Regions from separate parts of the Homo sapiens genome. Here region 1 is linked to region 2. A link is a loop called in an ENCODE intact Hi-C map of the cell type or tissue named here. Cell type or tissue: HCT116. All regions are shown on one strand. Each heading gives the region's core, and the rest is flanking DNA. Links, peaks and the distances in the headings are about the cores only.

Region 1 (16,405 bases), core at 3,555-11,554, 1.3 Mb before region 2:
GTGAACAGATCATATTCAAATTGGAACTAGGATTTGAGTGAACTACCCTAGTTAGAAATCCAAGCAGGAAAAAAAAATGCTTTGTTATAAAATAAAGGTCAAGTGTGCAGTGGAGATTTATTGAAAAGATTAATTGACCAGAGCTCTAGGCTAGTGTTTCTCACAGTATAATGTGTATGACTGCTTCAACAGATTTAGCAGAGATGCTTGTTTAAAATGCTTGTTCCTAGGTCCTACCTCAGCAGACTAAATGGGTATCTCCTTTGATGGGAGCTGAGCCCCTGAATTTCAGTTTAACAAGATCTCCAGGTGATTCTTACGTGCAGCCGGGTTTGAGAATCTGTCTCTTCCACTCTTACTCTTAACGTGACCTCTTTTGCAAAGCACTTTATTTATATTGGTATCGTTAGTCAGTCAGTGTGAATGAAGATCTTCCATAAACGCCCAGAAAATGCTTTTGATAACTCCAATTTGGGTAGTGAATGTCATCAGAGAGCCCTGTGGAAAGCAGCTGCAAACAATTGTCACTCTGCTCTACTTACCATCAGAGGAAGGCCACTTTAGATCGGCCCATCACATTGTTTCATTTTTTGGTACTTAGTCATTTGTTACAATAAAAATTAAGTTACAGGAAAGGAACACTCTGACAGGATAATGGACTCCCACTCAGAAGAAACCAGCCTGCCTCCAATTCATCACGGCATTTATAGTGCATTAGAAGACATCACAGTGACAACATCATTCCTTTGGGGCAGGAAGAAAAGCCAGATTGAGTGGGAAAGAGGGAATTGACTTCGTGAACTTGGCAAAAGTGAAATAAAAATAGAATCCAGGGGTGGTTTGAATTGCCATGTTCAGCAAAGGACGAGGAAGGAGCTAACAATCACTGAGACTAACATTCCAATATGTTAAAAAATTAGCTTATTTCACCTTGCATCACATGAGTAGTTTGTGGGTTAAAATGAAATGGTTGCCTGAGAAATAACAGAGTGGCATGGAGAAAATGGGCAAAGTTAAGGCAATTTAAAATGATTAAAGCCCACAAAATATTTTGCAAATATAAAGTCCTGGAGGGAACTTTAATAATAATATTTGTCCAATAGACTGGGCCAAAGATATCTATATTGTCTGGGCATTTTAATTGGAGGATTGAAGTATAATTATAAAATCATAAAAAATCTATGTCTGTGTTCTCATAAAAGTAAAAATGGTTATTTGATGTAGGAAAGTAATGTTTTGAAACATAGGAGCTGAAGGAATGTGGCACTGGGTGGGTATGTCTGCCAACTTAGACCCAGGAACTTAATAACTTTATAGTATTTTTACTATTATACCCTACATCATGTTAAGCCTGGGAAAAAAATAAAAGGGGATACCAGGCAACTTTGTATAATGAAAATGTCTTAATCTTGTGATTTTTAAGGTAACTCTTTTTAAAACTTTACTTTTTATTAAAATAACATTATTTCATAGATCCTGGAAACTTTTTTTTGGTCCAGGTTTCCCCTTAATAAAATGTTTAATTCACTTAAGAGTCTCTTTGAACAAAAACCTGTGTGGTCTCATTTTCTTTCCCTGTCAATCTGTGTTATTTCCAGGGTGAAAGGTAATTTTGACCATAAACATGGTTTCCATCACACATTTCTAATTTTAACCTATTTGTCTCAGTTTGATTTACATTGGGGTCTAGAGCAAATTAACTATTGCGAGTTTTTATTGAAAATTAATTAGGTGGCTAAAGTGCCCATGGCAGAATCTCTGCCAGTACGTTTCTCTCTTGGTCGCCAGCCTTCTCCAGTTAAAACACCTAGCAACTTAGAAAAAAAAATCCATAAAACGAATGATATAATTAGTTCCAGAGTGGAACTCAATCTCTTTGAAATCAGATGCTTTCTTCTAGTGCTGAAGTGCCATGCTATAGCAAGCATTTTATGGTATCAGGGGATTGTCCTGGGAGTGAAGAGTGCTCGTTCTAGCTGAATCACCTCACATGACTTACAAAAGGTGTCCTTGTGGTACTAAATATAGCTGAATCTCTAATCTGATTCCTAAGTCAAGGCAAAGAGAGAGAGGAAGCTAGGTTTACAATACTATAAGGTGAAAAATAAGCTCCCCAGGTTGGGAAATAGACTCCATGAATGTGTGTGTATGCGTGTGTGTGTGTGTGTGGGGGTGTGTGTGTGTGTGTGTGTGTGTGTCTGTGTGTGACAGAGAGAGAGAGGGAGAAAGATCTTATGCTTAGGAAAAGGCAGGATGTAAATGTGATTTATTGTAAATAGTTCCACAACATTAAAATGAGTTTTTATTTTCTATGTATGCTGCTTCAAAGAAGAGCTCTGTGGGCTCATAAAAATGCAGAGAACAAATAGGGGTCTCTAAGTCCAATTTATATGCCATGCCCACTGTGCACTGAGACACATATAATCTGTAAAATGTCAGCTTCAAAGTTCCACCGAGATCGGTGTTAACCCTGACCTCTGACCTCGCCGCCTCTGGCTGGGCCTGCGTGCTTTCTTTACCAGCTGTTTTAGATAAATGTGTTCCATTTTTAAGAGATTGTCTCAGTGTTTTTTTACATGAATAGTGGTAATATTATTAACTCTCACTGGAGAAACCACCTTTTCTAAGAGGGCTTTACAGAAGAACCAATCATTTCATGCCCCATGCAGAGAGTAGTGGATTAATAAATATGTCATTGTACTGAAAATATTTAAACAACACTGGGAGAAAGGAGAAAGGCACACAACAAAAGGAAAGCATATTAGTAGTGTTTCCTGTCAAAATACACAGAGGAAGCACTTTATTTGGACCATTTTCTCCATAAAGAGACATGGCGGGCCAAGATAAACACAGTGAAGGAATCTGGTTTATCCCACTTTGGAGATTGGAGACCATCAGCTCAACCAAAGCTATGAGACCAAAACCAGGTTTTCTCTCTTGAGGCTGCTAAGTGAAGCCATTGACAGAGGCAAGCAGATAGATTTAGCAGATCAATACTGCATGGTTAAGTGGTATATAAGGTTTCTTTCATGATCAAGTGGACCAATTCACATACTAGGATCAATAAGTAAAAAATTCGGAGCAACAAATACAACTTTAAAATAGAGGATTTACCCAACCAAGACAATGAACAATGATTTCAGCCAGAGTCTAGGGATATTTTTACATCTCAATAAAACAAAGAAAATCCTGAATTAATGTTTACTGTGGGCAAGGTAATTCTTGATGCGGGGCGAGTTTAGGATAGAAAAAGTATAATTTCTACTAACCCAAAGCATTAATTTTTCAGGATCAAAAAGCCAGTACAATTTCGCATAGACGAGCATTGTCTTCAGGAAAAATAAGCACAGATGGAACCAAAGCTATGACAGAACACACCCCACAGGCGGTGGGCTTCACTGACGGTTCTATGCTCAGAAACCAACTCCGGGGAATTCAGGTTAGCAACTGGAAAATGGAATACTATTCTATTTGCTAAAGGAGGTCACGACAGGAGACAAAGGAAGAAAAGGATACCAAATAAAAATAGACCACCTTTTTGTATGATTCATTTGGGAGCCAATTTAATGCATTCCTGGTCAGCTTTTATCTGTCTTGGTATTTTTCATCTCTGGTGATGAGACAGAAATTCTGGTTGGTATGCATTTTGACAAGTCATGGAACTGTGATTTGCGACATGCTCAAAATTTAAATCGATGAGTAAAAACATAAAACCTTGAAATTGTCACCAACCCTTCAAGTGCAAATGCATTTGAAATAGAATCCCAGACTCGCGCCACTAAACTTTATGCACTAGGACAGTTTAGAATCCTTTCATGTGTAGACTGACATCATTTCAAGTGAACAACCCACAATTAGAATTTTTTAACATTAAAAATTTCCTTCAAATAGATAAGACTGCCTTAAACCACTAGAGACATCACTTTGAAAGGGTATATATGTTCACTCTAGGGTATCGTATTATTAGGAAATTTGGCACTCCCAAATGTGTTATCCAAAATTATTAAGTCTAGACCAGGTGAGAAGACTGTTTTTGAAACTAATCCTGTAGCACTGTCCCTTTTAAGTGGCTGCTTTCATGAACCAGCCAGTATTTATATATTATTATAAAGATAATACCCCTACTCACCTCATAAGGCTGTTTTGAGAATTAATTAATGTTTGCCAAGTACTTTGAGCTCTGCAGATGAAAGGTGGGGTGGAAATGCTAAGTATTATTATTATTTTAATCTGTATTTGAATTTGCCTCTTACAAGACTGTCTTTTTTTTAAGATAATAATCTCTTCTTCGGACAGAAAAAGGAAAAATTGCCTCATCCACAATTGGACCCTTACAAGGAGGACAGGTGTGATTATTAGGATTTGGCCTAAAGAATAGATTGAAGCGGATGATACACTTCAAAAGAATGTGTTCCCAATCTCAAGACCTCTCTGGGGAGTCTCACAAGTGTCAAGTTTATCCTGTGATCCCTGCTGAGATATGGCCAAATGTAAAGGCCAGGACCAGCTGGGTGTTTACATGACATATAAATAACAACACAAACCTGGTCAATTAACCTCTTTGCTGCTTGGTTTAAGTGAGTCCCACAACCTGCCTAATGAAGAGAAAGAAACTCCCTCAATCCTGCTAAGAGGTTAGAGGACAACGTTGAGAAACTGATTTGAGAGGAATTGAATTTGCTATTCTGGGTTCACAACTCCAGCCCTAATCCTGATAGCGCAGCAAGAAGGGCTGCCATAATCTTGAAGGGTCCCTTTGAGAGAGTGTGGGACTGCAGTGAGGATGGAACAGGGCAGCTTTCCCAGGCAGGGGATGTTGTCTTGGTTATTCACGGATCTGCATCACCGCCCTTCCTGGAACCTGGCAGGCGGCAGTACAGAGCTGGTGAAGGAGGAATGAAGGAGGAAGCCATGCTGCACTGATGATGGTTTGGCGATGCTGGTCTACACCAGAAAAATTGGATTCTCCCTAGAAAAGAGATTTGAAATTCCCTGGAGATTTCTGACCATGTCCTTTGGAAGAAATATTCATACAGCCAGGGAAACCTTAAAATCAACTTGCTTTTATTCTTGCCCAAAATTAAAGGCTTGCCTACCAACAACTTTCCTCTCAAAAATTGACATCTATGATTGCCAATCTTTTAGTAGGTTTTTATGTTTGTTTGTTTGTTTTGTTTTATTTTGTTTTGTTTTTTAAACAGGGTCTGTCACCGGGATGGAGTGCAGTGGTGTAATCACAGCTCACTGCAGCCTCTACCTCCCGAGCTCAAGTGATTCTCCCGTCTCAGCCTCCCGAGTAGCTGGGACTACAGGCTTACACCACCACACCCGGCTAATTAAAAACATTTTTTTGTAGAGATGGAAGTCTCCCTATGTTGCCCAGGCTGGTCTCAAACTCCTAAGCTCAAGCAATCCTCCTACCTTGGCCTCCCAAAGTGCTGAGATTACAAGCATGAGCCACCGTGCCTGGTCTAGCATGATTTTTATCACGACTTTTTCTGTCTTTTAAGATTGGAAAGGCATAAATCAATATTTCAGGTAAAAGCTTGTTATTTATTTTCCTGAGAATTTGGGGAATTTTCTTCTAAGGCCATTCTGGGATGTTAGCAAACAGCTTTTAGAATCACTGATCTATATCCAAATGATAAAACATGAGAGAGACTGAAAGCTCTCTGAGAATAGAAACATAACTTTTTCAGCTTTTTATACTCCTCAATGTCTCGCATAGAGTTTCGACATAGTAGAAACTCTATAAATATTTGTTGAAAGAAGAAAGGAAGGAAGGAAGGAAGGGAGGGAGGGAGGGAGGGAGGGAGGGAGGGAGGAGGGAGGGAGGGAAGAAGGAAGGAAACATGTACACAAACATTTGTGTACGTGTTTACCTCACCTTTAATAATTATACCTGTGTTCATTGAACATTTACTATAGGCCAGCCACCACTATGCTAAGCACTGACCATATATTATCTCATCAAACTCTCCTAGTAACACTTTGCAGTGGACACTACAACCAATCCAATTTTGCAGAGGAGGAAACCGAGGCTTAGGAAATTTGGAAAACTTGCGCACCGTTGCCTAATTAGGCAGAGTCAGATTAGAAACCAGTATAATTAGGCATTATATGAGAGGCAGAGAGTTGAACCACCAAGCTCTGCCTTTGCTGTGCCCCTGAAACACAGTGTGTAAAGAGGACACTGCAAACTTGAGCATATTTTAATGCATCAGGATATATGCTGTGTGCAAGGGAACTTCCTCTTTTCAAAAGCACTCACTCTCCCTGCCCCCCACCCCAGTGAAGGACCTAAGGATTCTGAAAATATGCAGCCAAGGGGAAAAGTCTGGCAAGGTGTGCCAAGTTTTCTTTGAATGCTTTTGTCCCCTGCTGACCTATCTCAAACACATCTCCTTTCCCCAGGAGTTCTGAAAACTCAGTCTTGAAGTCCATCCTGATTTTGGGTCTATGAGAATCATGCCTCACGCATCCCTGCCTGTGCACAGAAAATGTGCAACACTGGCAGGCAATTAGAAAAGAAACAGTCCAGCTATTAGGCAGTTAAGCTGCTCTTAGAACCTGGGTGCAGAATATACGGAGCTCTTAAAAAATTGCTTAACATAAGTATTAAAGGGCTGTAGAAATGGCACAGTCCACAAACGGTGTTTCTAGAAACCTAAAAAAACATATATTATGGGGTTGGTTTTTAATCTCATAGAGTTTAAAAGGTGATTTTAAAACAAAAACAATTTTTCTCCTCCTCCAAAAGCACCACTGTAAAAACTGTTTCTTGTTTTTCTGCTAAGGCCGAGCAGCGCTTGTTTGCCATCATTCATCCAGCAGAGGTCTCTCTTGCCCACCATACGCTCAGAAGAGTCCCTTGCTTGTGTGTGTGTATTCAGTACCAGGGGCGTGACCGTCAGGCTGCAGAATGAAGAAATACGGACAAAGACTTTCAGGCCTGAGAGACTAAGGAGAAAAGAATCTGTGGCTTTGGAGGTGGGATTGCAATGTTTGAGAAATGTATACTTTAATAATGACTGTGTTTGAACAGTAGGCTTCAAGTCTGTACTTTAAACTTCTCAAATTTTGAATAAATTGGTCACTTCTTATTGGAAAATTATTAGTTTTACTTGTGCTGTTAAACTTACATATACACTGTGTCTCCTTTCTGTGTGTCATTATCAAGCTGTGCAAATAGGGAAAGGGGAAGTCACGTTGCCTCTGTTTCCATTTGTCCAGGCCACTCTCAGCCAGATATCTCATCCCAGAGTGGAGCTTGGCCTCAGTGAGTGCTCTGACCTTGGCAGAGCAAGGTGGTCCAACCCTTGGTGCATCTCAAGTGATTGTCCACTAAGGGTGGAAGTTAGTTCTTAACTTTAGCAGCTTCCTCTGTCAGGAACTCAGAGCAAATTCACATGGGTTGTTGAGACCAGATCCCAAATCTGTGGGTGCATGGGAAAGGTGTGCTGGAGAAAGTCACGGTCTTCCTTCCTCCCCACAGAGCAAGGCCTTCTCCTGAAGCCACAGGACAGACCAACGAGGAATCATGCTGCCCCACGGCCAAGTTCTGATATGACACCAAGGGAGGCAGGCATGGGTTTCCATACTGAGGGAAGCAATCTGGTGAGGATGGAGCTGGATCAAAAAAGACATGTTAAAAATAAGACCCTCGGCTGGGCACGGTGGCTCATGCCTGTAATCCCAGCACTTTGGGAGGCTGAGGCAGGCAGATCACGAGGTCAGGAGTTCGCGACCAGCCTGACCAACATGGTGAAACCCTGTCTCTACTAAAAATACAGAAATTAGCTGGGCGTGGTGGCGTGCACCTGTAATCCCAGCTACTCAGGAGGCTGAGGCAGGAGAATTGCTTGAAGTCAGTAGGTGGAGGTTACAGTGAGCCAAGATTGTGCCACTGTACTCCAGCCTGGGCGACAGAGCGAAACTCCATCTCAAAACAAATAAAAAAAAAAAAAAGACCCTTATACAGTTTTGTTGGGAATGTTAATTAGTACGACCACTTTACAGAATGATTTAGTGTTCCTCAAAAAACTAAAAATAGAGCTACCCTATGGTCCAGCAATCCCACTGCTGGGTATGTACCCAAAGGAAAGGAAATCAGTATGTCCAAGAGATATCTGCACTCCCATATTTGTTGCAGCACTGTTCACAATAGCCAAGATTTGGAAGCAACCTGAGTGTCCATCCACAGATGAACAGATAAAGAAAATGTGGCATATATATGCAATGGAATACCATTCAGCCATAAGAAAGAAAGAGATCCCACCATTTTCAACAACATGAATGGAACAGTAGGTCATTTTGTTAAGTGAAATAAGCCAGGCACAGAAAGACAAACTTCCCGTGATCTGACTTATTTGTGGGAGCTAAAGATCAAAACCACTGAACTCATGAAGATAGAGAATAGAAGGATGGTTATCAGAGGGTGGGAAGGGTAGTGGAGGGAAAGTGGGATGGTTAATGGGTACAAAAAATAATTAGAAAGAACGAATAAGACCTAGTACTTGATAGCACAACAGGGTGACTATAGTCAGTAACAATTTAATTGTACATTTAAAAATAAAAGAGTCTAGCTGGATTGTTTGTAACACAAAGGATAAACGCTTGAGGGGATGGATACCCATTTTCCTTGATGTGATTATTACACATTGCATGCCTGTATCAAAGTAGCTCATGTACTCCATAAATATATACACCTACTATGTACCCACAAAATATATACACCTATTATGTACCCACAAAAATTTAAAAAATAAAACATCCCTTTTTGACTACTCCAAACCTCTCAGTGGCTGAACACTGATATTTAAATCAAATGTTTAAAAGATCCACTTTCACTCTGCTTCCTTTATATCTTTTTTTAAAATATGCTAGACCTTTTTTTAAAAAATGGCTTTTTTAGAGAAGTTTTAGGTTTACAGAAAAATTGAGCAGAAAATATAGAGAGTTCCCATCTACTTCTTGCCCCACATGCCTACAACCTCCCCCACTAACAACCCACCAAAGTGGTACATTTGTTACAATCGATGAACCTACATTGGTACCCGAGGTCTGTAGTTTACCTTAGGTTTCCCTCTTGGTGTCGTACATTCTATGAGTTTGGACAAATTGTATAATGACATGTATCTACCATTGCAGTATCATGCAGAATCGTTTTACTACCCTAAAAATCCTGTGTTCTCCACCTATCCGTCCCCTCCTCCCCCTAACCTTTGGCAACCACTGATCTTTTTATTGTCTCCATTGTTTGGCCTATGGAGACAGAACGTCATATAGCTGGAATCATACAACATGTAGCCTGTTCAGATTGGTTTCTTTCACTCAGTAAAACGCATTTAAGTTTCCCATATGTCTTTTCATGGCTTAATAGCTCATTTCTTTTTAATTCCTAGATAATATTCTATTGTCGGAATGTACTGTGGTTTATTTATTCACCTACTGAAGGGCATCTTCATTGTCCCAAGTTCTGGCAATTATGAATAAAGCTGCTATCAACATCCGTGTCCAGATTTATTTATTTATTTATTTATTTATTTATTTATTTATTTATTTTTGAGACTGAGTCTCACTCTATCGCCCAGGCTGGAGTTCGGCTCACTGCAACCTCTGTTCAAGTGATTCTTGTGCCTCAGCTTCCCGAATAGTTGGGATTACAGGCGCCCACGACCGTGCCTGCCTAATTTTTCTATTTTTAGTAGAGATGGGGTTTCACCATGTTGGCCAGGCTGGCCTTGAACTCCTGACCTCAAGTGATCCACCCATCTCGGCCTCCCAAAGTGCTGGGATTACAGGCATGAGCCGCCGTGCCCAGCCATGCAGATTTTTTTTGTGGACATAAGTTTTCAATACATTTGGGTAAATTGCCATTGGTGGGCCAAGCGTGGTGGCTCACGCCTGTAATCCCAGCACTTTGGGAAGCCGAGGTGGGTGGATCACGAGGTCAGGAGTTTGAGACCAGCCTGACCAACATGGTGAAACCCCATCTCTACTAAAAATACAAAAATTAGCTGGGTGTGGTGGCATGCACCTGTAATCCCAGCTACTCAGGAGGCTGAGGCAGGAGAATCGCTTGAATCCAGGAGGCGGAGGTTGCAGTGAGCTGAGATTGCACCACTGCACTCCAGCCTGGAGACAGAGCGAGACTCTGTCTCAAAACAATAAAAAATAATAAAAAAAAATTTGCCATTGGTGGAGCAAATGGTAATCTCTATACCTGTTTATCATGGTCTTCACACTTATGTCAACACTTCCCTTTTTTTTTTTTTTTTGGAAAGCTTCGCGTTACAAATTTGCACATCATACTTGTAAAGGACCATGCATACTAATCTTCTCTGTATGACTCCAATGTTTTTTTAAGTATATGTGCTGCCAAAGTGAGTGTGTACAAAACAGACACCTTCTTACATTTAGAACTTGCATTCGGATAGACTGACTCCTCCCCTGCTCCCTGGCTCTAGCACTCATTTCTAGAGAAGGGCGCTGTGTCCCAGCCATAATTGTTAGAGGAGAAGCAACTATACAGATGAAGCTGCAGTCACTGTTAAAGCTTCTTTAACTGGAGACCTAAGTGGGGATAGGTGGTTTTATAAGTGGTTTATCTAGAATTAGACCACACCATACACAATAAATATGCTGCTTATAATGCCAGGGTTTCCAGTTGCTTGTTGTCCATATAAATTGAACCATCGAGGCCAGGCACAGTGGCTCATGCCTATAATCCCAGCATTTTGGGAGGCCGAGGCAGGCGAGTCACCTGAGGTCAGGAGTTTCAGACCAGCCAGGTAAACATGGCGAAACCCCGTCGCTACCGAATATACAAAAATTAGCCGAGAATGGTGGTGCATGTCTGTAATCCCAGCTACTTGGGAGGCTGAGGCATGAGAGTTGCTTGAATCCGGGAGGCAGAGGTTGCAGTGACCCGAGATCAAGCCACTGCACTCAGCCTGGGCAACAGTGTGGGATGCTGTCTCTAAATACATACACACACACACATACATACATACATACATACATACATACATACATACATACATACATACATAAAACCATTGAATTAGGTGAGTTTTAACTTCACATTCTGAGGGGAAAAAGAAAAGAAAATATTTGCATTGCAGTGGTGAGGCAGGAGGTTTATTGGATAATTTTGTTAATTTTGATTCCCAGTACTGGACACTCTTCAAGAGGAGTTGGAATTTCTGAAGCATCTCCTTGCCCCTTTTGACCACATAAGCTTTCCTTGTTCAGGCCCCCTCAGATGGTATTGATAGTTACGGTGCTGGTAAGCTGGTATGAAGTCTGAGGGCCAAAAAGCACCCCCTCCATCTGCCCTTCCACAGGTTGAGTGGTTGGCAGCCAGTATCTTAGCTTTGTTTATGCTGCTCTGGTTTTTCTGTCATTAACATCCTTTTTCTGACTAATGATTTTTTGACTTGCAGCAAATAGTTTTCCAAAGGATAAACCAACTCCAGATTATTTTGATGGTTGAGGTAACATGCCAAATGTGAAATGCAAGTTTTCCAGTAACTCTAGGTGGGTGAGTTCCAGTTGAATGGATGAGGTTGCATTTTAGATATGGGTCAACCCACCAGGACAGGAGTGCTAGAGAACACCAAGAAGATAAAGACATCTAGAGGATATTGATTTTAGGTGATAAATAATGTGGTCAGGGGATATAACTCATGAGAACTGAGGTATGTTTGACTCATTTCGTTTAGCACTCCTATTTCTTAGAAACACACTCCCAGACCATACAAGGAAGTCTTACAGCTGCACCACTGTGAAATGACACTGGATGATTACATCTCCAAGTTGATGGAGTATCCTGTATTTGAAAGCCATTTTAGAATTATAGAAAATAAGGCCCATGGGGACATGGAGGTCAGCCTACCAATGCCAGTATTTCCAGATGATCTCTACTGTTGTCTTCAGGTAACTGTGTAACTTTACCTCGTCTACTGCAGGGTGTTTTAAAAGCCTCCATAAGTCAGATGCTCTATGGCTTATTTTTTCTGTTCAATTCCTTTCTTTCTTTCTTTTTTTTTTTTTTTTTTTTTTTGAGATGGAGTCTCACTCTGTCTCTCAAGCTGGAATGCAGTGGTGCAATCTCGGGTCACTGTAACCTCCGCCTCCAGGGTTCAAGCGATTCTCCTGCCTCAGCCTCCCAAGTAGCTGGGATTACAGGCACATGCCACTATACCTGGCTAAATTTTGTATTTTTAGGAGAGATAGGGTTTCACCATGTTGGCCAGGCTGGTCTCGAACTCCTGACCTCAGGTGATCTGCCCACCTCGGCCTCCCAAGGTGCTGGGATTACAGGCGTGAGCCACCATGCCTGGCCAACTTTCAATTCCTTTCATTCATTCTACCAAACATCATTTAATCAATCAGTTTTCAAAACTTCTTGGATTTTCATTTAAACCAGTTCCTAAGGGGCTGAGGTATACATTGAACATATAGAGAAACCTAGTAACAATAATGAAGTATCTGTATACGTTGTGTTCCTACAGAGTTTAAAAAAAAAAAAAGTCTAATGTCCTAGGGAACTTTGCTTTAAGGGGACACTTTCTTTTTGGGAAGTCATCATTTAGTTTAGTTTATCATATATTTTTGAATGCCAACTCTTACCATATACTATATTGGGGAGGATTATTGATTATTCAATGAATAGGACATAGTTCCTGCCTTTACGGTGTTCCCAGTGAAGGTGGGAGATGAGGCATTTCAACGTGATGCAGGCAATTCTCTGTTGAAGAAGAGTCAGGGCTAGAGAGCATCTCAGCATGGAAGCCTGGAGCTGTTACCCTGAGCTGTTTCTCAAATAACCATTGGGAGACAGGCAGGCCAACAATGGGGGCCGAAGAGGGTCTCATGGGCCTGGAAAGACATGAGAAAAAGTGCTGACATGGCCGGACACAGTGGCTCACATCTGTAATCCCAGCACATTGGGAGGCTGAGGTGGGAGGATTGCTTGAGCCCAGGAGTTTAGCACCAATCTGTGCAACATAGGGAGACTCTGTCTCTATAAAAATAATAAATAAATAAATACACACACACATAAATAAAAGTGCCAACATGGTTGTTATTTAAAGGGCAAGGAGGAGAGTAGAGAAGAAATGAGGCTGCAGAGGTACCTGGGAGTCCATTCTTGGGGTCTGGACTTGACACTATAGATAATGGGGAGCCAGGGCAGGGTTTTAAGCAGGGATTTATTTTTCTAGATAGAATAATCTGATGGTTCTGTGGGAGATATAATTTGAAGGGAGAAAGGCCAGAGGAATAGAAATTTTGGGGAAGACTCTGTCAAAAGTTCAAGACTGAAATGAGGGGCATGGATTCATGATGATTAAACAAACTTAATAAGAAAATTCTTTTTTTTTTTTCTTTGAGACAGAGTCTCACTCTGTTGCCCAGGCTGGAGTGCAGTGGGTCGATCTTGGCTCACTGAAACCTCCACCTCCCAGGTTCAAGTGATTCTCCTGCCTCAACCTCCCAAGTAGCTGGGATTACAGGCACGTGCCACCACACCTGGCTTTTTTTTTTTTTTTTCCAGTAGAGATGGGGTTTTGCCATGTTGGTCAGGCTGGTGTTGAACTCCTGACCTCAGGTGATCCACTCGCCTCGGCCTCCCAAAGGGCTAGGATTATAGGTGTGAGCCACCGCGCCTGGCCTAGAAAATTCTTTTATTGCAAAATGTTGCAAGTGGACACTGCATTGGACTCAATATTTGTCCAATGAATAGCAGCACTTTGGGAGGGCGAAGGACCCTCCTAAAGAGGGTCTTATATCAGGTCTCACCTGGAAGCTCTCCCTCACATCACTGATCATTCAAAAGACCAGCGACCACTAATGTTTGGGTATGACTGAGAAACAGAAATAGGTCGTTCTTTCCATCCTCCCAGATCTGCTCACTGATGGTTGGAAACTTTTTAGTGCAAGGATTAAAAATAAAATACTAGCATGATTCCTAACTTTTCTTTCACACCTACTAGGTTTTGGATACTAATGAACCTGAACATGGTAACAGATTGAATAATCTAATGCCAGACTCTGTGCTGGTTATTTTCTGTTTGCCTCTTCAGATGGGCTCTCTGTCCTTCTGCGGCCTACTCTGTGCCTTAGGAGGCTGACCACTGTAAGGCTGCCCCACCGGCTTCCTTTACTAAAATGCCTACTTAATTCTCATCAGCGCTCTTTCACCCTTGGCCCCTTTGGTGGGGAGGAACAGCTCCCTGCTGGTAATAGTCCTTGGGCGCTCCTCTGTCTCTCATTGGTTTCCATTACCTGCCCACATCTCACGAAATAACTTCTTTGATTAATTCCCTGCACTTAACTCTTTTGAGAGTTTCCTGCCATTCCTCTGCTGATGCAGACCCTTTCCTGCATTTGCATCAAGGTAAGAGTAGGATACTGAGTTTCTGAGCTTGAGGGTGGTGGTGGGGAAAGGAAGAGATCAAGAAAGAGGATTCTGGGGTCACAGAAGACCTCTTTCCGACCTATCTTAGGGCTACCTGATTGCCTATCTGCTGGGGCTCTTCTTTTGCCTCATGCTTATGCTGTCTGTGGAGAAGCAGGCCTCACAGATCTGGTTTGAGTTTATTTTTTTAAAATTCCAAATTGATTTGCAAGCTCCAATCTGTAATTCATAACCACTCCATCAACAGGTATTTCTTGTCTAAGCATGTAACTTAGTAAACTCCTCACATGGAGGGAAACAAGAAACATAGAGATGTCAGCTGAAGTTGGGTACATAACAGTCTTCAAGGGTTAAGAAACAGCCACACGCTGTGCCTCAGGTATAGTAGGTTTACCAAAGTTTTGCTTTTGTGTTTAAACAATAAAGTAGTTGGTGGTCTGCCGGCTACAGTCTGTTACACATTCCTTCGTTTTATTAGGATAACCATAAGCCTCAAAGACCCACCCTGATGTCAGTAGCAGGTTTTATAGAACATTCACAAGTTTCTTCTTGTTGTATTCGGGGGTATATAAAGTGTGAGGCATAATAGGTAACAGGTTGGAAGACCAGTTGAGGGCGGACTAAAGCCTCAATTCCTGATGTGAATATTTAATAACTCCTCATTACAGGAAAAGGTTGACTACCAGATGCCCGTTACTGTGGCTCCAGAGTCCACTAAACCTCTGAGTTATTCCAGGACCAGCGGTGTGTTTTGGCAGTTACCTCTGCCATTCAAATCACCTGGAGGTCAGGACATGCCCAGTTGATTTAGGAGCACTAGAGAGGGGCATTTGCTGGAAACCTCTCATCTGTTATTTAGCAGCCACATGGCTAATTACTTCTGATACAGTGATTTCCTAAGATGATAGAGCAGGGTAGGTTTAAAACAAAAATGCAAAGCAAACTCAAAAGCATTGTAACAAATGTAACTTCGTGTTGGCATGTGACGATTACTCATATACCGTTTCAGGTTGGGGTCCCTGAGATCATCACTTAAGCTTGAACTACAGTTAATCGGCATGACAGTGACCCAGCTTTGCACTCCTCAGCTGAAAAAAACCCTCCCAATTTGTCAGGTTCTAGCTCTTGTCGTTTGTTCAGCTGTATTTTGACCGCAGCTGGTCTGGGAATTGAATTGTTTTGCATTTCCATGGCACATGAAATTTCATGACAGAATGCTCATGTGGCGGTCTCATGCCTCAACTCCCTGGTGTACACAGAAGGGTCTCTTGCTGCTCAGCCTTCTACTCTATGCTCCTGTTTTTTCCAGCATGCTCCGTTGCCCCAAACTGATGATGGGAGAGCCAGGCTGCGGTGATGTGCAGCTTTCAAAATCCAAGGCTCCCTGTATAGAGAAAGCTAAAGTGTTGCTGTATTTTTTTTTTTTTTTAATTAAGATGAGGTCTTGCCATCTTGTCTAGGCTGGTCTCAAGCTCCTGGGCTCAGGCAAACCTCCCACCTTGGCCTCCCAAAGTGCTGGGATTATAGGCATGAGCCACTGTGCCTGGCCAGAGGAAGCTAATGTTTTAAGAAAAAAGGCTTTTTATAAAACACTTTCATGCATATATAGGATGAGTCCATTGAATTGGCCTTGAAAATCCAAATCCAAGAACTCCTTACAGATAACAAATGATTTGAAATTAAAAATAAAATATGAAATGGACATAGCTCTCTGTTACTATATTCTGTTTAAAACCTTGATTTTCAATTCTTCTTAAAATAAAATGCAAAAACCATTAATAAGATCTATAAGGCCATGCTTGCTTGGTCTTGCCATACCTGAACACCCTCCGTTCCCCAAGCTGTAGCTACTCTGGCCTGCTCTTGGTTTCTTAAATATACTGTATGCCTCAGGCTCTTTGCACATGTTATTCTCTCCACCTAGAATATCTTCCTCTTTCTCTCCTCCTTTAGATTTCAACTTTTTTTCTTTTTCTTTTT
Region 2 (16,405 bases), core at 3,227-11,226:
GTCTGTTACAGGGTAAAAATAGAAAACAGCATTTCATCAAAGGGTGGTATGAGCTGTACTTAGGAGAATCACAAGTAGACTACATACTTCATTAGGGTCACTTGGCATATTTGGTAATGGGGAGTTAGGTTGAAGATAGATTGTGAGGGTTGTCAGAGGCCTTCAATGCCAGGCAGAGGAATGTGGACATCATCATTACATGTAATGCGAAGCTACTGAAAGTTTCTCATCATGGACACAGTGCAATGTGCACTATGAAAATAATGTTTTAAGAAAGATTAATTTGTACTGTGAAAAATGGAAGAACTAGAGGGCATGACCAAGGGCAGTGTTGCCTATTGGGAAACAATGGCAGAGATTAGAAGGAAAGTTCTAAGGGTTGAAAGTGGTCGCAGGCAATGGGATTAGGGAGAGAAATGAAGAGCCACTGGAAAATGATTAGATGTGGGGATAATGGAAAAGGGAGGGTTGAACATAATTCCAAGGCTTTGAGCATGTTCAGTGAAGGAAATGACAGTATTGTTATGGAAATCAGGAAAGAAGACCAGGAGAGAGCTGCTTATGAGCAAAAGATTAAAGCCTGGTTTTAAAATAAGAGATGACACAAACAAATGGAAAAACATTCCATGCTCATGGACAGGAAGAATCAATATTGTTAAAATGGCCATACTGCCCAAACCAATTTATAAAGTCAATGCTATTCCTATCAAACTAACAGTGACATTCTTCACGGAACTAGAAAAAACTATTTTACAACTCAAATGGAACCAAAAGAGAGCCCAAATAGCCAAGCCAATCCTATGCGAAAAGAATAATGCTGGAGGCATCAAACTATCCAACTTCAAACTACACTACAGGTCTACAGTAAGAAAACGGCATGGTACTGGCACAAAAACAGACACATAGACCAATGGAACAGAGAATAGAGAGCCTGGAAATAAGGTTGCACACCTACAACCATTTCATTTTCAACAAAGCTGACAAAAACAAGCAATGGGGACAGGAACCCCTATTCAATAAATGGTGCTGGGATAACTGACTAGCCATATGCAGAAGATTGAAACTGGGCCCCTTTCTTATACCATATATGAAAAATCAACTCAAGTTGGAGTTAAATGTAAGGACTTAAATGTAAAACCCAAAACTATCGAAACCCTCACACAACATAGGCAATACCATTCTGGACGTAGGAATGGGCAAATACTACATGATGAAGACATTGAAAGCAATTGCAACAAAAGCAAAAATTGACAAATGGGATCTAATTAAATTTAAGAGCTTCTGAATAGCAAAAGAAACAACAGAGTAAACAGACAATCTACAGAATGGGAGAAAAATTCTGCAAACTGTGCATCCAACAAAGGTCTAATATCCAGATCTATAAGGAAATTAAACACATTTACAAAAAAAAATCACCCCATTAAAAAGTGGGCAAAGGATATGAACAGACACTTTGCAAAAGAAGACATACATGTGGCCAATAAGCATAAGAAAAAAAGCTCATCATCACTGATCATTAGAGAAATGCAAATCAAAACCACAATGAGACACCATCTTATACCAGTCAGAATGGCTATTATTAAAAAGTCAAAAAATAACAGAGGCTGACAAGGTTGTGGAGAAAAAGGAATGCTTATACACTGTTGATGGAAGTGTAAATTGGTTCAACCATTGTGAAGAACAGTGTGATGATTCCTCAAAGACCTAAAAACAGAACTACCATTTGACCCAGCAATCCCATTTCTGGGTATATACCTAAAGGAATATAAATCGTTCTATCATAAAGACACGTGCATACATAGGTTCATTGCAAACTATTCACAACAGCAAAGACATAGAATCAACCTACATGCTTAGACTGGATAAAGAAAATGTGGTACATGTACACCATGGAATACTATGCAGCCTTTCCAGGAACATGGATGGAGTTGGAAGCCATTGTCCTTAGCAAACTAACACAGGAACAGAAACCCAAAATACTACATTTTCTCACTAATAAGTGGGAGCTAAATGATGAGAACACATGAACACATAAAGAGGAACAACAGATACTGGGGCCTACTGGAGGGAGGGGGTGGGAAGAAGGAGAGGAGCTGCAAAAATAACTAATGGGTACTAGGCTTAATACCTGGGTGACAAAATAATCTGTACAACATACACCCATGACACAAGTTTACCTAATAACAAACCTACACATGTAACCCTGAACTTAACAGTTTTAAAAGGCTGGTTTTAGACACACTATATAAGAGAATAAAGTATATTAACCATGCAGGAATGGCAGCTGTAGGTGGCAGAGCAGAGAGGAAGAGATAGCCTAACTGAAGATGTACATTTTGGAGAAACCATAAGTGAATACGTGATACTCTTTGCGTTTATTGACCAAGTCCTTGATTACAAACAATATTCGGTAGGGAATGAACTCAAGCTATGTGAGCAGATTTACTTACGTACTCTCCCACCCTTACTACTGAACACTTCATCCTGAATTGATAGAAAGAGATCCTTCCTCTTCCAACTAGAAAAGTGGACTTAACCTTAGATATGTTTGCTAGTCAAATAGTTTCTTCTTCCCCACTATGGCCAGCCCTCTGCCTGTAGATACTGCCAACCTTAGCCAAACCTCTCTTCTAAACTGCTTACACGGCTGTCTTTTAAATCAGAGCCCATCTCTTAAACAATGCGGAACATAAATATTTATCCTGACCCATTATGTACACATCATAGCACAGAAATGTAGCTCATCTGATCTTTTACATGCTACACACTGATGTTTCTTCCATTTCTAGGATCTTAACAATGACAGTAATTGATGGTGTGTGAAGAAAAAAGGGAAGATCAGGAGACTTTAACCTGTGGTATTCCCATGTTTAGAAGCAAAATGGGGAACAAAAAGGAAGCGAATAACAATCAGAAAAATAGGAGGATAACAATAGTGTAATATCATGGATGCCAAAGGAGAGTTTCAAAAAGAAGAAGGCAACCAATAGTGTCAAATGTTTCAGACAATTGTAAAAATTCAAAAATAAAAATATTTAAAACTTTCAAAATAAAATATCAAAATATCAAAATAAAATATCAAAAACTTTCTTGATGCCAGGCATTGGTCCAAGAGATCTTTTTTTGGCAAATCTTAATAAAATATCTTATTTAATCTAATACGTCCAAAATACTACCATGTCAACATGTACCTAATATAAAAATTATAGTGTTTTTTTTCCATACTCAGTCTTTAAAAACTGGTGCTTGTTTTAAACTTTCAGCATACTCAATTTGGACTAGCCACATTTCAAATGCTTAATAGTTACATGTGGGTGGTGGCTACTCTTTTGGACAGAGCAGCACAGAGAGCTGTGGGAGAATTAAAGGAGGTGGTTCATCTCTTTTAGGAGATGCAGAAGATAAAGTACTCAGCACAGGGCTGGTAGGTGGAAAACACAGAAGTGTTAGCCTCATCCTTCCCTTACCCTCTCCCGATAATGGTTCATAGTTCTCTGGACCGAATGTGAGCAATTCACTCTGCCTTGTAAAACCCTGAATTCCTCACCTCCTTCTTACTTCTCCATAAAGTACAATGAGGGCACTCTCACCACCACCCTGCAGTGACAGTACCAACCTCTATGGCCTGAGCTGCTGCAATAGCTCCCCTACATAGTGCCTTGTCATCTGCTTCTACTCCCACCAACCCATTCTCCACTGAGTGGATGGAATGCTTTTTTGGGGAGGTGATATTTTTATTGTGGCAAAATATACATAAGATAGAATGTACCATTTTAGCCATTTTCCAGCATACAATTCAGTGGCATTAGGTACATTCACGTTGTTGTGCAACCATCGCCACCATCCATTTCCAGAACTTTTTCATTATTCCAGACTGAAACTCTGTACCCATTAAACAGTAACTCCCTACCTCCTCCTCTCCCAGAGCCTTTGGTAACCTCTATTCTACTTTCTGTCTCTGAATTTTCCTATTCTAGGTACTTCACATACATGGAATCATACAATATTTTTCCATTTTTGTCTGGCTTATTATTTCTCTAGCATAATGTTTCCAAGGTTCTTCCATGTTGTAGGAAGTTTCGGAATTTCATTTCTTTTTATGGCTGAATAGCATTCCATTGTATGTATATTCCACTTTTGTTTATCCATTCATCTGTTGATGCATATTTGCATTGTTTCTAGTTTTTTTGGCTATTTGAATAGTGATGTCATGAACACTGGTGTACCAATATCCAAGAAATTTTTAATGCATTATCTCACTAAATCCTAACAACAACTCTGCAAAATAGATATTATTATTATCTTCATTTTACAGATAGGAAGAAACAGATTAACAGAGAGGTGAAGTCACATAGCTGGTGAGGAGTGAAATCGGGATCCAAATGCAGGAATATTATCATTTTATGTGTGTCATGATGTGAAAAAGGTTGGGAAGCGCTGCTCTACACCAGTGTGCTACAGCTGCCTTGTCAAGATGGTGGAGGTCTGAGAAAGATTAGTTGGATACTTGGGGCATCAGAAGTGACCAATGATAAAGCAAGATCAGCAGCAAGATGGAGATAGTGAAGTAGAGAATAAAGAAATGGTAGCAGTAAAAGGAAAGCAATAGCTAGAAAGTACAGTGGAGTTAAGTGACTGAATTGCTTCAAGGTGAAGACTGGAGAGTTTACAAAAGATTAAAGATTTATAACCAATTTAAAAAGCAGATTTCAAAACCATCAACAAAAGGAACACAACATAAAAATAAGATGCCTAGAAGGATTACGTAGGGTCAGGCAGTAGTAATTAATGGGCTTACTTTGGTATAATCCAAAGAGGAAAGATGCTATACTTTCCATGATAACACTAAGCTTTTTGTGAAACAGCAGTAGAAATTTACTATAAATATGGATAAAAGGATTGGGAAATCATGCTTAACCAGCGGCAGAGCTCCACTTGCTAGGAAGAAAGCATTATTCTAAATGACATTTTATGCTACCTTGCTTGTTTCACTGTCTTTGAATCCTTTTTCAAGTATTTGTAGAAGATGCTTTTTCTTCACTGAAACTTCAGGATCAAAAACATAAAAAAGGCATTCCAGCATCCTTCGGTAGCTCCTTAAGAATAATTGAAACAGAAAAAGTTTGAGGATTGATTTCACAAAAGCTTAGCCATAGATAAGATAACCATATGTCCTGCCAGGGATATTTGTCATTGACATGCAATGTTCTAGTGTCATTATTAATAGCTCCCCTGCCTTCAACCTCAAAAACAGGCTCAATGTGGATAAATTATGAGGTCATCCTGGCCATGGGAGATGCATAAAAAGGAAACATTTACTAACAAGGTATATGTATATTTTTAATGCTGTAAACTTTTAAAATAGAAATTTTACAAATACAGTCACACTTTTGTAAAGTTGTTCCATAAAGAATTCAGCTTCTTACTCTGAATCATGCATATCTTCATTCTCCAAAAACTTTTGAAATTTCTCTTCGAATTTTAGTCTCAGAATACGGTTGTTAACTTTAATGATGCGTTTTACTTTTACTCCTGTAATACCGTATGTTCTGAAGTCCCAGGCACAAAAACGTGACAGAATTAATTCATAGCAGAAATTAAACCTATGTGGGAATACATACAGAATATACATGAAGAAAATAATAGATTTTCCTTAAAATGTTTAAGAACAGAAAACTACGTGATAAAAGTTATAGCTCATATTTTGTGTCTTTTGCTAAAGATACAGTAATCATATAGTGGCTCCGTTTATTTATTCATTTATTGCACATTTGTTCTGCCTGGAAGACAGGTTGGTTGAGCAATCTTCACTTTCTGAAACACTTTCTTAGCTTCAGGGAAACTTCATACGCCTTCCTCTTATTGGCTGCTCTTTCATAGTTTTCTTGCTGGGTCTTCTCAGACAGACTTTTAGATGTTGAACTGCCCAGGGATCAGCCTTTGGCCTTCCTCTTGCTTCCACGAACACTCTCCCTAGATGATTTCACGTGGTTCCTTGGCTTTATATACATCCTGATAAATTACAACATTTTATTTCTAGTCTTGATCTCTACTCAACTTAGCTGGTTATACCCAGACTTGAATATCCAACTACCTACTTGGTATGTCCATCTGCATGTTAAACAGGTGACTCCAACCTAACATAACTAACACTGCACCCCAAACCTGCTCCTCTGAGTATTTTCCATCTCAGTATATGGCACCACCATTTAACTGATAGCTTAAGTCAAAACCGTAGGAATAATCCTCTCCTTTCTTCCTCACCAGTATCTTTTTTTTTTTTTTTTTTTTTTTTTTTTTTTTTTTTTTGAGGCGGAGTCTCGCTCTGTCGCCCAGGCTAGAGTGCAGGGGCGCCATCTCCACTCACTGCAATCTCCGCCTCCCGGGTTCACGCCATTCTCCTGCCTCAGCTTCCCGAGTAGCTGGGACTACAGGCGCCCGCCATCACGCCCGGCTAATTTTTTGTGTTTTTAATACAGACGGGGTTTCACCGTGTTAGCCAGGATGGTCTCAATCTCCTGACCTCGTGATCCGCCCACCTCGGCCTCCCAGTGCTGGGATTACAGGCGTGAGCCACCGCGCCCGGCCCCAGTATCTAATTCTTTAGCAAGTCCGCCTGGCTCTACATCTAAAATCCATCCTGAATGTGATCGTGTTTCATCATCACCACTGTTACCATCCTAATCCAAATCACCACGATCTCTCATTGGACTACTGAAATAACTTCCTGACAATGAATACGGATGTGAAAGAGGCATTGTCTGCTCTAATGAAGCCTAAACAAGTAAAGCCAGAAATAAAATTTCTAAACTGAAAAAGGCTCTGAAGAGAAGCTTGGGGTAAGGAATGCAAAGGGGACCTACTTAAGATAGGGCCTTGGGGACGACCTTTCAGAGACGTTAAGATATTTGATCTGAAAATTGGAGGAGGAGGAGCAGGGGCCAGCTGTGTGAAAATAACACTGAAGTGCTTGTTTGCTCTCTGCTGCCCTCACCTGGCCATACGCATAAAATTCCGGTCCTGTCTAGCACAGAACCTAGATTAAGATGAGATTGAAAAACGGATCATTTTGAGAAGGAAGTAAATGGTCTTATAAGGAATACATTTGCCTTTAATGAAAGATCTAGGTCCTCACCTACATAATCAACCAGGGTCTGAAATGGGTGTGAGCTAAGGTCACAGAGGTGAGCTTCCTGATGGGTAGTCTCTCCTTGAGCCTAATAGCTGAGCTCCTAACTTAGGGCATCTATATTTCTCACAAGCAAATACTTAATCAATGCAGCCAGGATCTTATAAATTACTTCTCCCTTAGAGTTGAAAGGAGAGCTGCCTAAACCAAACTAATCCCAGAGGAGCTCGCAGTCTGGTAGAGGAGACAGATATGAATAGTGTTGCAATCAAGCATGATGCCTGCTAACCAGTTTAGAGTACCTACAAAACAGCCACATTAGCATCTGAGGTGGGGAAGCTACTGCCCCTCCTATAGAGGGATCATTTGCTGGGCCTAAATCTGTCAAATTTCCCCTAAGTAACATGTCCTGGAAGCTTTCTGCACTCTGATAGAAACTAGGGCTGTAGGCGTTTTAGATAAAGTTTTTGCTATATAGGGGATATTGGGCTTGAGGCGTCTCATGAATGGGTGGAAGGAATGAATAAACAATACCTAGCTCCTAGGCTGGTTCCCCAGGAAGGCAGGAGCTATGAAGTGTGATTTTTTCATGGAGATTTTATGTTGCCCAGGAATTCAGCAGCTGAGCAATGATGAAGTAAGTGTGAGGTATGCAAAAGCATTCTGGGTGAAGGAAACAGAACAAACAAAACCACTTATGTGGTGGAGTACTGCGTTTGCTTCAAGAGCAGTGCGGTACACAGTTCAGCTGACTTTAAAAGAGTTGAACAGAAGTTATGATAGTCTAAAACTATACAGTGGAGAACACTGATCCTTTACTGTAGGTGAAGAGTCTGCCAATAAAACAAAACAAAAGCCTTTGCAGCCATTTGTTACCTTCCAAATTACATTCAGACTCTTCACCTACAGTAGAGGATTCAATATTCTCCACTGTATGGTCTCTAAACTAATCATAACTCCTGTTCAAATCCTTTAGAGTCAGCTGAACTGTGTACCTTACCCTCATTCATTCAGTGGTACTTGAAGGTATAAACATTCACAATGATATATATCAATGACTAATATATTCAGTTACACAGAAAGATGCCTACACATTTTGTTAATATACAATAATGTGCTCATTTAGCAAATGTAGGCTACACACGTTTTTAAATGTTTGAAGCTTAATGTAATCTATTAAAATATACTTTATAATCCTATATAAAGGTTTAATAAATACTTTTACAGGCTTACTGACTTAAATCAACAGTTTCAAAGCCCTGTAAAACAGAAAGTTTCTGCTTATGTAGCTCCTTGAGATAGTATAGCATGAAATCTTTATAAAGAGGCAGATTAATTACTGAAAGTCATTATATACACCAAAGCAAAACTGTTGTGTATCTATAAAGTGATATGGAAGCTTCAACTAGTAAATATGTACTGGGCTATTAATCCAGTCCCATGCTAGATGTTATGTCTTATAAGACACAAAACATCATATCTTCCCCAAAGGAACTTACAGAGTCACTTATATATTGTTTTGTCGTATTTTAAAGGTGTTTTTTTTTTTTTAGTTGTAAATACACTGTATCTATGACCAGGCTGACAGCTTCTCAGGCACAAGGACAGCATCTTTTATGCTTTGAAGTCCCTACTTGATAAATGTTGTATGATGTCAATGGGTAACTCAATTGGCAACACATCGGTAAATAATACAAATCTATAATAATAAAGGTATAGTAGCAACAATCCACTCAACTAGCATGTCTCTATAAAATAAGATTTTTGTAAACTGGAAAATATAATAATTTTATTTCATAAAAGAAATGAAGCTAAGAGATAATGACATACAATTAGAAACATGCAGTGTTTTGTTGTTGTTAAAGACATAAAGATAATTTTAACAGAAAATCTTTCAGTCCTAGTTCTACTGAAATACTTTTTATTTAAATACTGAATCCTTAGCCTTAAAAATATTAATAGGAGAAGTCAGTGTTTAAATAAAACAACTAGAAATGTAGCATAGCAATTTAAAGCACTTAGTAGTTATTTCTTAACATACATAAAAGATCAGAGGAAAAGTAGCCAAGCTTGCAGTATGCTAAAACTAAAAAACAGTACTTTAAATTCTGCTAACATATATTTGATATATTCCTTAAAACAAATCAAAGTTACTCTTATTAAAACCAAGTAAACAGGTTAATGCTAATCAAAATCCATCAAAGCTATCTAATTTACTATCAGGCTGACATAGTTATCTAAATGGCTTTTTGGTCATTTTGCTTTTACATTTTTTTTTTTTTCACTAATCCACTTGTTGCAAAGAGTTTCCTCTGCAATAATTTAAAAAGAAACAAATAATTTTTAAAAATCCTGTTTGGAGCTGGGCACAGTGGCTCATGCCTGTGATCTCAGCACTTTGGGAGGCCGAGGTGGGAAGATCACTTGAGGCCAGGAGTTTGAGACCAGCCTGGCCAACATGGCAAAACCCCGTCTCCACTAAAAATACAAAAATTAGTGGGTGTGGTGGCATGCACCTATAATCTTAGCTACTCGGGAGTCTGAGGCAGGAGAATCGCTTGAACCTGGGAGGCAGAGGTTGCAGCGAGCTGAGATCGGGCCACTGCACTCCAGTCTCGGGGACACAGCGAGACTCTATCTCAAAAAAAAAAAATCCTGTTTAGGTTGAGTGAATATAAATGTGCACCCAGTAGAGACACACCATTCAGTTTTTGCACTTGAAAAATCAAGGCCTTTACTTGTTTACATGGGAGCTGGATGAACACCTTTTATATCTTTGTATATAAAAATCAAAAAATGTGGTTAAGCAAACAGTAGTAACTGCTGGGCAAATGGATGTACTAATACAAAGGAAAGTATTTTCAAAGGCCTCTTTTTCCCTTGCGAAGAGCTTCTTACACTTTTCCATCAGAGTTCTCCCAAGACCTTTGAGAAGCTTTTACTCACAGAGGTGAGAAAAAAGCCATGTCTAATAGAAATCAGGGGACTTGGTTTAAAGTAACCCATAACAATAACAGTTTTTTTTTCTAAAAAGTTAGTGTAAGTTTTACATTCTACACTATAAAAATTAGTATTTATTTTGACATTGACTTCAAGTAAAATCATGCTCCAGGGTTATGTGCCAAGTCCATTCTATAGTTTGACATGTCTCCTGGTGTATTTCCATGTACCCAGTTCCTATTGTGTGGCTCTAGAGCAATCTTTCTCTGTTTCACAGGCTCTTCAGTTCTGAAAAAATGACTCAGAAATGTGAAAGTGATACTTAACAATATTTTTCTTCAAGACTTTTTTTAAGGGTAATTTGAAATTGTGCCCCTCTAATTGAAGCAACACAACCACTTCCTAGTATCTACTAGTAGGCCTTGGTTCTAAAGCCTGGCTGTCTGCTTTCTGCTTGATTCTGGTGTCTCTCCATTTTTGTTGATACAAGCTTTTGACCTGAATTCCTGGTATAAGCATATACTTTATGCTAACATGTAGTGTTCGTGTGCACCCTGACTGTAGCTATCTCTAAACAGTGGGTTCCACTCTGACCACAGACCTACAGAAGATTTGCTAGACAGTCTCCTCCCATGTTGGCAACCTGCTGTTGCCAATCCTGCTTTGGCATTCCTGCTCTCTTCCAGTTTCTCAACCAATATTCAGAATCATGCACTATATCCAGTCAGGAAACAAACAGTATAAACATATTTTAAAAATTAAAACTTGATTATAAATTTTTTTTTCTAAATTATATTCTGCTCTTGGGCTAAGAAAAATTGGGTAAAGAGCAATGATAAACCATTAGGATGTCTTCAAGGTTGGCTCACGGTAATGGCATAAACAGAAATGTATAGGCGGAAAGTAGGTAATTTTCAGTTTTCAATAGATGCCTGCCAATTTTCAATAGATGAATATTCTGCATGAGAAATGTTTCAAAAATGGGACATTTTAAGATTTTATAAGTTGATATTCTGGTTGATGATCCTAAGTACTTAAGTTATTTTTAAAGCTATACTAAATTTCTAACAGATTTACCAGTCATCAGATCGAGTGCCTTCTTCAAAATGGAAATTTCCCACAGTCTCTAACTCAATTAACAAAAGTGGGATCAATAAGCCATGACTTTTCTTCTTTTGTTTTACTTCAATATGATAAATTGCTTCAATTCTATTGGAGAGAAAAATACATACAGCTATTAGAATGATCTAAAAATCGCAACATTAAAACTTATGATAGATTTTTTTTAACTGATGTTAAAACACAAGGCTTCCTTTCAATGGATAAAGAAAGCTTGGTGTTAACAGTTAAACCATGTCAAAGACATTCTATTTTTGGCAATTAAAATCACCTTTAATTTTGCTGCTCTCAGAATATGTGAAGGCTAGAAGACTATCCTTGCTCTACCACTTACAGCTTTCAGATCTCAGACATGTCACTTGGACTTTTTATGCCTCAGTTTTCTCAGTAAAATGGCAATATTCGTAGTCCTTATTCCTAAAATGGTTGTTTTGAGAGTTACATACAAAATACATGTACAGATCTTAGCACAGAGTCTGGCACAAAGTAAAAACCCAATATATGTTACTATTATTGTTAGCATTATCACAGGGCACACTAATTTATCCACTTAGTGCCTTAGTAAATAAAAAAATTCACAGTCCTTGCTAAGCCTTCTTGCTTTACATTTCTAATTGATAACTGAGCCTGAACTTGTTTCTACTGTGTTTGGGCTTTGCCAGGTCTCATCTATTTGGTGAGTTTATCCACCAGCAGAGGCTCTATTGTTTTTAGTTTGCAGACACTAGAGCAGTGATAGGACAGGAATCCACTGGGGGGAAGCTTACTGTTCCTAATTAAGAACTGCCTCTGCAAAAAACTGTAAGCCAGCTTTTATCCCATGATGCTTATATGTACTAGGAACTAGTACTAAGAATATATTTCATGCTTTACTTCATACTGTAATTGTTCATACTCCTGAAGAAGGGAACTAGGGTCAACTGATGGCCCAAAACATTCTGATTCTCTCCATTTCAGATCAGAACAACTAGATAATTAATTAAACATACTCATCTAGTTTTTTGTTCCAGAATGTTACCCTTTCATTCAAGGCATTTAGTTTGGCCAATATCTTCTGTTGAAGACTTGGTTCTTCAGTGACAGTTTCACAACTCTTCAGTGTTTCAGGATCAGTTACTTTACTGTTATTGGATCCATCACTGTGCCCTTTGCCCGAGCCCTTGAGTTCAGCCAGTTCTCGTTCCAACTGTGGAAAACAATGTGTCAGAGAGCAAAATAAAAATAAAACATGGTCTAGGCAAAGTCGGAATTCAGATGTTAAGTTTTAATGGGATCTATTAAACAAATGTCTAATTTAAATGAACAAAGTGGAAATCTAGGTAATAAACAGGCCAGATGTCATAAAAACATGCCAAACATGTGATTTCAAGTTGGGTGCAAATTCAGTCAGCCAGTTTCTCTTGACCAAGTGCCGACCTTAACCACTTCAAATAGGGCAGTCTCCCAATTGAAAATAAGCAAAGCAACAGATTTTCAAATCTTTTTAATAAGTTCGCCTCTATTAAAGCCAAAGTAAAATTAAAATAAATACTGATTTTAGTACAAATATTTAAAATTCAAATAATGTAATTTTTAACACACATACTTTTCAATTTTTCAGTATTTTTCACCACTTTGGTGTTCTGGAAAAAAATAACTATTAAAATTACACGAAAGCATATATATAGGGGTGCACATTTTTCCTTTTGTTTTAGTCTCTTACATGACTCAGCACAGCACTGGTCTTAAGATTTTGTTATTTTGGGGTTTTTAAATTTATCATAATGAACTTTTTGCATTAATTTGGATATTTTAAAAATGTTGCATGGAATATTATTTATCTTGATTACTTAAGGTTTTTGGGTACTCCCTTAAATTCTGGGCCCACAGCAAGAACCTCTTTTGTCTAACTCTAATCTCAGCCTTATGTAATTTAAAGATAAATTGTACTGAGGAGGGGCCAAGATGGCTGAATAGAAACATCTCTGGTCTTAAGCTTCCAGTGAGACCAATGCAGAAGGTGGGTGATTACTGCATTTCCAACTGAGGTACCCTGTTCATCTCAGTGAGACTGGTTAGACAGTGGGTCCAACCCACAGAGGGTGAGCAGAAGCAGGGTGGGGTGTCACATCACCCAGGAAGTGCAAGGAGCAGGGACCTCCCTCCCCCAGCCAAGGTAAGCTGTGAGGGACTGTGCTACCCAGCCGGGTTACTATGCTTTTCCCACCGTTTTTGCAATCTGCAGATCAGGAGATTCCCTCGTGTGCCTATACCACCAGGGCTCTGTGTTTCAAGCACAAAACTGGGTGGCTGTTTGGGCAGACACTGAGCTAGCTGCAGGAGTATTTTTTCGTACCGCAGGGTAACCTGGAACCCCAGCGAGAGAGAACCTTTCACTCCCCTGCAAAGCGGACTGAAGCCAGGGAGCCAAGTGGTCTTGCTCAGCGGGTCCCACTCCCACAGAGCCCAGCAAGCTAAGAACCACTAGCTTGAAATTCTCGCTGCCAGCACAGCAGTCTGAAGTCGACCTGGGTCGATTGAGCTTGGTTGGGGCAGGGGTGTCCACCATTACTGAGGCTTTAGTAGGTGGTTTTTCCCTGACAGTGCTAAGGAGTTTGGGAGGTCTGGGCCCGGTGGCAAAGCAGCTGTGGTCAGACTGCTTCTCTAGATTCCTCCTCACTGGGCAGGGCATCTCTCAAGGAAAGGTAACAGCCCCAGTAAGGGGTTTACACACAAAAACCCCACTTCCCTGGGACAGAGCACCTGGTGGAAGGGGTGGCTGTGGGCACAGCTGCAGCAGATTTAATCGTTCCTGCCTGCCAGCTCTGAAGAGAGCAGCTAATCCTGACAAGAGGGATTCGCCCAGCACAGTGCACCAGCTCTGCTAAGGGACAGACTGCCTGCTCAAGTGGGTTCCTGACCCCCGTGCCTCCTGACTGGGAGACATACCCCAACAGGGGTCGACAGACACCTCATACAGGAGAGCTCTGGTTGGCATCAGGCCAGTGCTCCTTCAGGATGAAGCTTCCAGAGGAAGGAGCAGGCAGCAATCTTTGCTATTCTGCAGCCTCCACTGCTGATACCCAAGTGAACAGGGTCTGGAGTTGACCTCCAGCAAACTGCAGCAGACCTGCAGAAGAGGGGCCTGTTAGAAGAAAAACTAACAAACAGAAAGCAACAAGATCAAGATGAACATAAAGGACCCCCACACAAAACCCCATCCAAAGGTCATCAGCCTCAAAGATCAAAGGTAAATAAATCCATGAAGATGAGGAAAAACCAGCACAAAAACGCTGAAAATTCCAAAAACCAGAATGCCTCTTCTCCTCCAAATGATCGCAACTCCTCTCCAGCAACAGCACAAAACTGAACAGAGAATGAGACTGATGAATTAATAGAAGTAGGCTTCAGAAGGTGGGTAATAACAAACTCCTCAGAGCTAAAGGAGCAAGTTCTAACCCAATGCAAGGAAGCTAAGAACATTGATAAAAGGTTACAGGAACTGCTAACTAGAATAACCAGTTTAGAGAAGAACATAAATGACCTGATGGAGCTGAAAAACACAGCATAAGAACTTCATGAAGCATACACAAGTATCCATAGCTGAAATCTATCAAGCAGAATAAAGGATATCAGAGATTGAAGATCAACTTACTGAAATAAGGCATGAAGACAAGATTAGAGCAAAAAGAATGAAAAGGAATGAACAAAGCCTCCAAGAAATATGGGACTATGTGAAAATACCAAATCTCTGGTTGATTGGGGTCCCTGAAAGTGATGGGGAGAATGCAACCAAGTTGGAAAACACACTTCAGGATATTATCCAGGAGAACTTCCTCACCCTAGCAAGACAGGCCAATATTCACATTCAGGAAATACAGAGAACACCATTAAGATACTCCTCGAGAAGAGCAGCCCCAAGACACATCGTGAGATTCTCCAAGGTTGAAACAAAGGAAAAAATGTTAAGGGCAGCCAGAGAGAAAGGTCAGGTTACCTACAAAGGGAAGCCCATCAGACTAACAGCTGATCTCTCTGCAGAAACCCTACAAGCCAGAAGAGAGTGAGGGCCAATATTCAACATTCTTAAAGAAAAGAATTTTCAACTCAGAATTTTGTATCCAGCCAAACTAAGCTTCATAAGCGAAGGAGAAATAAAATCCTTTACAGACAAGCAAACGTTGAGGGATTTTGTCACCACCAGGCCTGCCTTACAAGAGGAAGCACTAAATAGAGAAAGGAAAAACCAGTACCATCCACAGCAAAAACATAACAAAATATAAAGACCAATGACACCATGAAGAAACTGCATAAATTAATGTGCAAAATAACCAGCTAGCATCATGATGACAGGATCAAATTCACACATAACAATATTAACCTTAAATGTAAATGGGCTAAATGCCCCAATTAAAAGGCACAGACTGGCAAATTGGATAAAGAGTAAAGACCCATTGCTGTTCTGTATTCAGGAGACCCCTCTCACGTGCAAAGACACACATAGGCTCAAAATAAAGGGATGGAGGAATATTTACCAAGCAAATGGAAAGTAAAAAAGAAGCAGGATTTGCAATCCTAGTCTCTGATAAAAGAGGCTTTACACCAGCAAAGATCAAAAAAGACAAAGAAGGGTATTACATAATGGTAAAGGGATCAATGCAACAAGAAGAGCAAACTGTCCTAAATATATATGCACCCAATACAGGAGCACCCAGATTCATAAAATAAGATCTTAGAGATCTACAAAGAGACTTAGACACTCACACAATAATAGTGGGAGACCTTAACACCCCACTGTCACATTAGACAGATCAACAAGACAGGAAGTTAACAAGGATATTCAGGACTTGAACTTAGCTCTGTACCAAGCAGACATAATAGGCATTTACAGAACTCTCCACCCCAAATCAAGAATATATATTCTTCTCAGCAACACACAGCACATATTCTAAAATCGACCACATAATTGGAAGTAAAATACTCCTGAGCAAATGCAAATGAATGGAAATCATAACAAACAGTTCCTCAGACCACAGTGCAATTAAAATAGAACTCAGGATTAAGTAACTCACTTAAAACCCACACAAAAATATGGAAATTGACAACCTGCTCCTGAATAATACTGGGAAAATAACAAAATTAAGACAGAAATAAAGAAGTTCTTTGAAACCAATGAGAACAAAGAGACAACGTACCAGAATCTCTGGGACACAGCTACAGCAGTGTTAAGAGGGAAAT

What was found. Peaks named below come from ENCODE experiments on the same cell type or tissue, not always from the same donor. Only the 100,000 strongest peaks of a DNase experiment are listed, where the experiment ranks them.
Region 1: it touches region 2 in a loop (4-fold over the local background); 3 of 110 quality-filtered maps call a loop at or near these places.

The regions. Positions count from the first base shown.
Region 1 is chr14:61,243,398-61,259,802 of GRCh38, reverse strand. It overlaps a transcript of PRKCH not described here. Among named protein-coding and RNA genes, the nearest start is that of TMEM30B, 30 kb to the left of the region's middle. RefSeq lists enhancers at 4,100-4,860, 3,835-5,034. In HCT116, for the core only: a CTCF peak has its summit at 6,820 (motif pointing right); a DNase peak (open chromatin) is centred at 6,852.
Region 2 is chr14:59,955,787-59,972,191 of GRCh38, reverse strand. LRRC9 (leucine rich repeat containing 9) reads right to left here. Exons shown (of 33, transcript NM_001395648.1): 9 at 12,178-12,374; 10 at 11,147-11,278; 11 at 5,427-5,603; 12 at 4,979-5,096. It overlaps PCNX4-DT (PCNX4 divergent transcript), which reads left to right. Exons shown (of 5, transcript XR_943918.4): 5 at 2,790-3,099. Among named protein-coding and RNA genes, the nearest start is that of LRRC9, 44 kb to the right of the region's middle. RefSeq lists an enhancer at 6,846-6,905. In HCT116, for the core only: a CTCF peak has its summit at 6,991 (motif pointing left); a DNase peak (open chromatin) is centred at 6,971.